2 separate regions of the Homo sapiens genome follow, and region 1 is linked to region 2. The links are chromatin contacts, found by Hi-C in ENCODE. All regions are on one chromosome and are shown on one strand. The core of a region is the stretch at or near the end of the contact, and the rest is flanking DNA. Distances in the headings are between cores, read along the strand shown.

Evidence for each region. Hi-C counts contacts between places; a loop is a spot of excess contacts on that map. Pooled maps may share reads with other maps.
Region 1: a map of OCI-LY7 shows a loop between it and region 2 (4-fold over the local background). The contact joins two enhancer-like sites. A Hi-C loop is called at or near these places in 2 of 168 maps with a recorded cell type or tissue (B cell and OCI-LY7) and 4 of 50 pooled maps.

Annotation. Positions count from the first base shown.
Region 1 is chr3:188,242,504-188,247,004 of GRCh38, forward strand. The region is part of intron 2 of LPP (LIM domain containing preferred translocation partner in lipoma); the gene reads left to right. Among named protein-coding and RNA genes, the nearest start is that of FLJ42393, 66 kb to the left of the region's middle. Within about 2 kb of position 2,053, at least 4 of the 41 ENCODE cell types and tissues checked have a DNase peak (open chromatin) inside an H3K27ac peak, as active enhancers do.
Region 2 is chr3:188,577,018-188,581,695 of GRCh38, forward strand. All of the region lies in intron 6 of LPP (LIM domain containing preferred translocation partner in lipoma), which reads left to right. Among named protein-coding and RNA genes, the nearest start is that of LPP-AS1, 11 kb to the left of the region's middle. Within about 2 kb of position 2,798, at least 14 of the 41 ENCODE cell types and tissues checked have a DNase peak (open chromatin) inside an H3K27ac peak, as active enhancers do.

The DNA of each region.
Region 1 (4,501 bases), core at 803-3,302, 340 kb before region 2:
AGCATTTTCATCCATTCAACAAATACACACCAGGTACTGGAGATACAAAACTGTGAAAGACACGGTTCTTACCCTCACCACTTACAGTCAGGAGTAGAGAGTTAGGTACACAAATAGAATGTGAAATCACTTCTCCTTTCTGGGTCTTCATTTTACAAATGCAAGAGCCAGAACTGGGCCAGGTGATCATCAAGGTCCCTTCTGAGGCTAACATGCCATCATTCATGCAAAATTCATTAAACATCTGATAATCACTTACCTAAGTGAAAATTAGCAAACATTTCCCCTTTCTCCTTAGTTTGTAGGGGATGATATTGAAGACGAATGAGGCGATGTCTACAAAATGCTTTAATAAGCAAGTTGGAGAAAGAGATTATGTAAGTTTGAGGCATTATGATTAATGAAAAATGAAAACAAGGGCTGATGTTTTCAGAGAGAGAACAGATGGTTCCTTTGTTCAGAATTTGAGTATAAAAAAGAGAGGAAGAAAAGATACTTGCTATATTGTTTAGGCCCTGAATGTGAGTAACTTTAAAATGCCAAAACAATCTGGTTAGGAAAGTCCCATAGATTCAAAATAGCTCTTACAGTGATCAAACTATAATTAATATAACAAAAAAAAGACAGAAAAATACTAATAAGAAATGCCACAGTGACAGCTGACACAACCTGACAAAAACTCCTATTTTTACAACAACTCTAGAAACTTGATTTTTTCTGTTCTCAGGAGTTATACCACACTGTAAAACAAACTAGTGAGAACCGATTTAAAACTGTTTCTACCGTTCCCCCTACCCCTCAGGTTATTTTAGTTTCCCATGACTCATAAAGGAAATCTTCAGGATTCACAAGAAATTGGCAATTCTTTTCCATCTTTGCTGTTGAGTATTGATAGGAAAACAGCATAGTTTGGGGCAATTTAAGTAGAGAACAAACCTCCGGGGGCTTGGGGTGGTGTCTCAGAAGGCCGGATCTGGGAAGGGCCTTTGAAAAGCTTGCACGGAAAGCTGCGAAATAAATCGTTTCTTTTTCTCTTTCTTTACGTTCTAAAATCTCGTGATCTGTTTCTACAATACACAGGCTAATTGATGTTATCCTTTTGGCATGATTCTTGCTGTCCTGGGGTCTATCACTTGCAGGCTATGAGAATGAGGCCATAGACCACCACACTGGCAGCACTGAGCAAAAGGTGCTAGACCCTTCTGAGTTCAGGTGCTGTGTAACTGGTGCTGTGATTGGACAGGGTGACTAACCTCAGTCTCTCTGGGTGTAATTTCTTCACTGTGGAAAGAGGAGGCTAACTAGAAAGTTCACTCTGACACTAATCTGAGTTCAGGTCCACATCTTTTTTTTTAATTAATTATTTTATTTTTAAAATTTTTATTTTTTTGAGACAGAGTCTCGCTCTGTCGCGCAGGCTGGAGAGTAGAGGCACAATCTCTGCTCACCACAACCTCCACTTCCCGGGTTCAAGCGATTCTCCTGCCTCAGCCTCCTGAGTAGCTTACAGGTGCCCGTCACCACGCCCGGCTAATTTTTGTATTTTTAGTAGAGGTGGGGTTTCACCGTGTTGTGCAGGCTGGTCTCGAACTCCTGGCCTTAAGATATCTGCCTGCCTCGGCCTGCCAAAGTTCTGGGATTATAGAAGTGAGCCACTGCGCCCAGCGCACATACAATTGTAGGAAGGCTGAGAATGGCTTTTAATTTGGGAGCGTTTAAAAGCAAACATGCTTCCTCAAGACAACAGTAACAAAAAATTGACATCGTTGAGGTGGGAACTTCTTTAATGCTACCTGAGCCTCTTGCTGAAATGGTTCTATGCAGTTTTGCATAGCTAGGAGTGGTAAGCTCATTCACAGACATGGAAGAGGCAGAGTGGGCTTAGGGAGAGGCACCAGTCTAGTGGTCCAACTTGGGTTCTGGGTTCCAGTCCTGCTTCTGCTACTAACCCCATGAGACCTTGGAATGCCCATCTCTAAGGTTTCTTTCAGAGCTGAATCACTGTTTGGTCTGTGATTCATCAAAGCAATTAGAAGACTATGCCTCTCCTTCAAGACCAAGACTTTGGTCAGAATACTCCCTAGGGACTTTCTCACTGTGTGTGGCACTCTTCTCTATTAGACGCTTTATTCATTCTCCATTGTATTAGAGTCAAAAGTATGATTGTTTGTTGTAGAGGTGCCTTTTCCGTGTCATCTCTGATAATCTACCCCTCTCTCTCTGAGTAACCTAGGCTTTTAAAACACATCTCCTTTGGCTTAATCACACTGCCTGGTGTCTACTCAGCATTATGTGTTTGTTGTCTGCCCTGAACTGTGAACTCAGCCATGTCCTGCTCATTTCTGAAGCCTCAGCATGTACATCGGTATCTGGTTCATGGTAGATTTTCAATGAATCTGAGTGAATGAATGATGGATGAATGATTTTGTATCTCCTTACTAGGCATATGTTCCTTGAGGGCATGGACCGTGTCTAATGGGTGGCTACCTAGTGTCTCATTCTTGGTCCGTTGTTAGTGGTGATTTTTGTCCTCTTCTTTGCACTCATCATTCTAGGCTTGTATTAGGGTAAATTGTTAGCATAATTCTGCCTTGTTTCCCACCCTGCCCCCGCCTTTTTTTTCTTTTGAAACAGAGTCTTGCTCTGTCACCCAGGCTGGAGTGCAGTGACACAATCTTGGCTCACTGCAACCTCTGCCTCCCGGGTTCAAGCAATTCTCCTGCCTCAGCCTCCCAAGTAGCTGGGATTACAGGCACCCGCCACTACGCCTGACTAATTTTTGTATTTTTCATAGAGACAGGGTTTCATCATGTTGGTCATGCTGGTCTCGAACTTCTGACCTCGTGATCTGCCTGCCTCGGCCTCCCAAAGTGCTGGGATTACAGGCTTGTTTGCTTTTAAACAGTTTGTGGGCAGGGATGGTATTTTCTTATGATTCTATTCCTCACAGATCCTGGCCCAGAGCCATTAGCAGAGAAAATTCTCAGTAGATGTTTGCTGACCTAAACTTCATTCCACCACCTTTGCCTTCCTTTTGCCTTTTCACCTCCTCTTAGAAGGTACCTTATATGATAATGTCACCTATGCAATAAAGACCACAAAGTAAATTTAATAAAATAGAAGGCATGCTTCCCTCTTTTCTAACCCCACACTTTTTTTTTTTTAAGATCAAAATAACGTTGCATTTGTGTGTGCCCTGCTTTTATTTATTTATTTCTTTTGTAGACACGAGGTCTCACTATGTTGCCCAGGCTCTCTCCAACTACTGAGCTCGGTGATCCTCCCACCTCGGCCTTCCAAAGTGCTAAGATTATAGGTGTGAGACACCACACCCAGCCCAGCCCTGCTTTCACAAAAAACAAAATAATGATGAATATATTGTACTACCCTCACTGTTTTCATTTGTCTGTGAATGCTTTTTATTTTATCAGGAAAAGGAAAAATTTCTGTTTCTTGACTGTAATTGTTGAAATGTATTTTCAAAGTTTTTTACTTTATTTTTGGACTGATACCATAAAATCGTGTGAAATGATGTGAGGATTTTCTAATGGAGAAATGACTTAGAATATCCCTTGGATGTCCTATCTGCTTTTTAATTGTTTTATCATCCCAGACATGTTTCTCTATTCCTGTCTATTCTTTTATCTGTAAAATGAGGTTATTGAACTAGATGCTGTCTACAACTTTTTTTTTTTCTTTCATTAACATTAAATCTCTGGTACCTGAGAACATTGGGATCAGGCTGATATGTCTAGGTGTCTATTTCTTTGGTCTACCCTTCAAGTAGGAATGAAAACCCATAGAATTTCTGTAATTATCAGCCTCAATAACTTTCTAAAGCCTTTAGGAAGCAGATACCCTGCAATTTATCTCACTAATTTGTTTGTGATTAACACTCTCTGCCCCTTCTCATATCCCAAGCTCAGTGTTTTGATATTTAATTACAGGGAATTCTTTCCTCTTCATAGATGATATAGCAATTGTATTTCATTTCTCTTATCTGAAATCTCTGCTGACTTTCCATGTCTTATGAATTTAAATAGTCTAAATAGGGCATGAGATCTTAAATATTCCTTCCAGTTTCTACATTTTCTATTCAGCAACAACATTTTCCCTGGAAAAGGGTGAAAGCCTGTGAGTCCCCCACAGGGCAGGAGCACTGAATACACCCACATTTTCCTACCATCTGACATAGATGAGACACAAAGTAGGGACTCAGATGATTATTTAACTGAATCAACTGGATTCCTTAATTCTCACAATATTATCCTTCCTAATTTGTAAATAGGGAAATGGAGGCTTAGTCACACAAAATATCTTGTTCGAAGTTACTAATCAATTAAGTAACTTAATAATTTATTGACATCTGAGGCATTTCTCTCTTTCTACAGCCTCAGACCAGAAATGATGGGATTTCAGCCTTCTTTTCTTAGAGATTGGTGAGCCAAGACCTGGAGAGAGAACTCTGGTTGTCTTAAGTCACCCAGATGAACTATTAATA
Region 2 (4,678 bases), core at 1,548-4,047:
ATTGGCAATCATACAGACGTGTTGTGTAGAAAGGAGTAAGAAGCATTTTGGAAGTGGCAAAGTGGCAATAATCCCCTGTAAGACAGTAGCTGTTTTTAAGATCACTGAGCTCTCAAACACTGGCTTTTTCTGCCTCACACTTTCTAGATTTGTAAGACTTAATCTGAAAATATCTTTGCTATTCATTATGTATAATTGTAGGGCTTTGGATTTAAAAAATCCTAATTCTGTTATTTCCCTGACAATAACAAATTATTCTCATCTAATTTTCTCTTATGTGAAATAAGACATACACCCTAGTTACTTCCATGCCTAATATGATTGACAAATCTATATGTTATCTGAATTGTGAATATATTTTCATACATATAGAAGTACATGTGTGTATTTCTTGAAATCTAATGGTCAATATACACTAACCAGTTATTTCTGGGATTTTGGGAACAGGCTTCTTTCTATACTTCTCTACTTATCTTTAAATTTTCTCTAATGAGCCTACTTTGCTTTTGTTTTACATACAGTAATTAATATATTTATAAATGTATGTATACTATATATTTTAATAAATTTATATAAGTATATGTATGTATATACATATGTTTTGCAAGTAAAAAAACTTTAGTAATAAATATCTACAAAGGCAAATTAAAAACTATTACATTTTTTCTCCCTCCCTTCCTTTCTACTGTTTCCCTCCTCTCCTCTCTTTGGTTTCCTTCCTTCCTTTGTTCCTTCGTTCCTTCGTTCCTTCCTTCCTTCCTTCTGTCCTTCCCTTCCCTCCCTCCCTCCTTCCTCCCCTCCCCTCCCCTTCCTTCTTCTTTCTTGCCCTTTCTCTCTCTCTCTTTTCCTCTCCCCCTTCTGTCTTCCTCTCCCCACCTCCATCTCCCTCTCTCTCTCCTCCCTCCCTGCCGCCTTCCTTCTTTCCAGAAAGTCACTAACCAGAATCTTTCACAGAATAAACTGTGAAACCTAGATCTTAAATGTACTACAGTAGAAAAAGAGATGAGATTTTTGAAAGATGATGGCTTGTCCTTGTCTCTGTACTTGAATCTATCTCAAAACAAAGATATAACTATTGTTTTTAATAATAATTTCAATATAGAGTGACCATCCTTGCCTACTACCCTGAAGAGAGAGAGCATTTACACATAAGACTGGTGGTTGCAGTAAACCCCTTTCAAGTGGAGTGGCCACTATGGTCCTTCCTCTTCCCTTCCTTCCTTTCATTCCCTTGCCCTTTCCCCACTTTCCTTCTCTTCCTTTCCTTTTTTCTTTTAAGGTTCATAAAATCTTGATTGGCCTCCTTCCTAGCAGCCAGGAGTTTGGGTCCCTAATAGCTAAAGCTTATATACTTTATTTTCTTCTTTCTCCAGATGGCTGTGGCTATGAATTTTACTCCCCATCCCAGGACTACCCCTGCTATACTGACACTAATTTTCATTTTATAATACTGTCTTCATCAGTCCATGCTATGCTACTAGTTTTAGTTATTATAATATTAACTTAATCCACAATGAAGGCGACAGGTTTTTTTGTGTGTCTTACTTTTTAAAGGGGAAATATTATCTCTCACTTTAAGGAAACTAACTTTAGCAACTCATTCCCTCACTTTTTTTTTTCTTTCAACTTGATTTGTTCAACTAAGGAGACCACATTTAGTACTTGCTAGCTGAGACTTCTGTTCTACAATTCTGAGTTAGTTCCTCATCCGTCCGACCCTCTCTCCCCGTGGTGCACTGAGTCACAATGTGATCACCAGCTGCATGTGCTGCTATTACACACAACACATTGGCTAGCAGAGGAGCCAGGATTCAGCCTTGGAAGTACTTTCAGGCAAAGGTGAAGACCCTTTCCCCACTCTAAGCATCTTTCAGTAGTTTAGTGTAGCTGATATTAATGTTATAAATGGTCATTCCTAATCCTGTCTCAGTTCCAGCCCAGATGGAGTTTTGATTTTAGAAAATCATTCAGTGAAATGTATTTCCTGTGCCTGGTAGTCATTGATCACTTACCAAAAAAAAAGGGGGTAGTGGGAGACTAAAAATAAACTTATGATAATTCACATACACTTAACCTTTACTGACTAATACCAAAAAGGGAATGAAGCAGGCTCTGCTGACCAGCACTTGCAGATGGATTCCAGGAACGTGGCTAGAGCTGCCAAAGCCATCGCTGAATCCTGCCAAAAGCATCCCAGGGGATTTTACTAAGGGTGGGGAGAGCAGGGAACATGGAGGTGTGTGTGTGAATTTGTTTTAAAACTCTCTTACTCAACACTGAGCAGTGGGAAGAACACTGGGAAAAAAGGTCGGAAAGTGACATTCTAGACTGGGTTCCACCCAATCTCTATGACACTGGAAAAGTAATGTGTCCTCTTTGGAACTTCAGGTATCATGTGAACAATAAGGGTGTCATATTAAGGTCTTAACATGTTGAAATGTTAAAAACATTCTGTAATTACTTAAATTATTTCAAAACAGAAAGATCATACATGTTCATCATGTTTCTGTGTTAACTGGACAAAACTACACTAAAATTAAAGAGCAATAAAAGCAATCGTGTTAAAATTTTATTTTTAAATATAGTACTTCTAGTAACTGAATATCTAACTTTATTAACAATTCTAAATCTCGCTTTTTTTTTTTTTTAAACCCCAGTGAGGCTGGGCACCGTGGCTCACACCTGTAATCTGAGCTCTTTGGGATGCTGAGGCGGTATGATCCCATGAGCACAGGAGTTTGAGACCAGCCTGGGCAACATAGTCAGATCCTGTCTCTACAAAAAGTTTTTTAAATAGCCAGGATTAGCCAGGCATGATGGCATGCACTTGTTGTGTCAGCCACTCTCATTGGGGGTTGGGGGGGTTGGGGGTGGGCTGAGGTAGGAGGCTTGCTTGAGCCCAGGAGGTAGGAGGTCAAGGCTACAGTGAGCCATGACTGTATCACTGCACTCCAGCCTGAGCGACAGAGCAAGACCCTGCCTCTAATTAAATAAGCAAATACACACACACAACACACATATATAAAATAAAATAAAAACCCCAATGTGTTAAGATCTCAGGTTTAAACCTCGGCTTATACAAACCATAGTACTACCGTGCAATAACTGAATTGACAAGGTACCAACACCTATTTTAACCAGAAAAATAACATAATTGTGTTATATTTTCCATGAGAGTCATACTCTTGAAATTAAGTATTTTCTCAATAGAATTGTTTCTCAATTAAAAAAAAAAACTTACTCAAAACATTTAGTATTTAATTATAATTATAGGCAGATAAAATTTATAAAAGATTATCAGTAAGATCAAGAACCTCTGCCTCTTTAATCATGTTTTTCTCTACCTTTTGCTGGTCTCTTCCTGATTTTGATGACCTCATTGTCTATACGAGTATTAAGACATTTGGGGTAGCTTTTTATGTTGTGTACTTTCTTTCCTTCTCCTTATGAGATGGCTGACACCTTCTAAAGGATTCAGAGAGTTTCCATCTTATTGAAAGGTCCTTATGAAAATTCACTGGTAGTGTTCTCAGCTTATACTAGGAAGGCATGTTTCTTCAGAAGCAGTATTTGTTGTATTTAGGGTGGGAATCATTATGTAGCAAGAGTGGTCTACATATTGGTCTTGCAGCAACATCAGCACCCCTTATGAATGGTTTGTTTCCCACCAAAAGTCAAAGATTAGCCTATATGATGGATGATGGCTACAGAAAATAGTGCCAGAAAAACAGAATCAGTAGAAGATATATATTAAGACATTAATTGGGAAGGAGTAGCTTGCATGATTTTGTGGGCTGGCTAGGCAATCTAACATCTACAGATTAGGCAATTAGGAAGGGCAGGCTGTAACTCCGTGGCATGAGATGAAGCTACTTGCCACAATGAGAATTCCTTCTTCTTTAAGGAATCCTCAGCTCTACTTCCAAGACCTTTCAACTGATTGAATCAGGCTCAACCAGGTTATCTAGTGTACTCTTCATTACTTAAAAATCAACTGATTAGAGGCTTTAATCACATGTACAAAACACCTTCCCAGCCACATCTAGATTGGAGTTTGATTGAATAAATGGAGACTTTAGCCTGAAAAAATTAACACACAAATGGACCATCACAGGAGGGTAGTCTTTTTCTACAGAATTTAAATCTGTGGTAGAGAAGCAACAGATACCTCAGGGCAAAAAAAGTCCAGGAAGAGCATAAAGGTTCAAGCAGAACCATGAGAATGCCAGCATTGTCGTTGGAGATGGTGACTGGAAGTGATGATAGGTCTAGGGAACAGTAAATGTGGACAGACTGGCATTTTACCTCGGGCACACTTGGACCTGGATAGGCTCCACCAGTCTGCCCTGGAAACAGAACCACAGTGGGTCAGACAGTCTTTTGTATTAGTTTTAAATACAGAGTTGATTGTCTCTCTTGCATTCTTAACTTGCAATTTAGTACTGTTTATATTCTGCTTGAAGGTTAGAGACATTCGACTAAATGGTCTTTTCTCCACATTGCTGTCATTCATTAATGTCCTGGTCCTGGACTTTACTCATTGACCACAGGACAAGTGGCTCAACTCTCTCCTGCCACTACCCAGGCTGTTAGTCCTGTTGGGAGGCTCAGGGCCCAACTCACTCATCTGTAACTCTCATCTCCATTCAGCTGCAGCCTCTACAGCCCCTGGTTATAC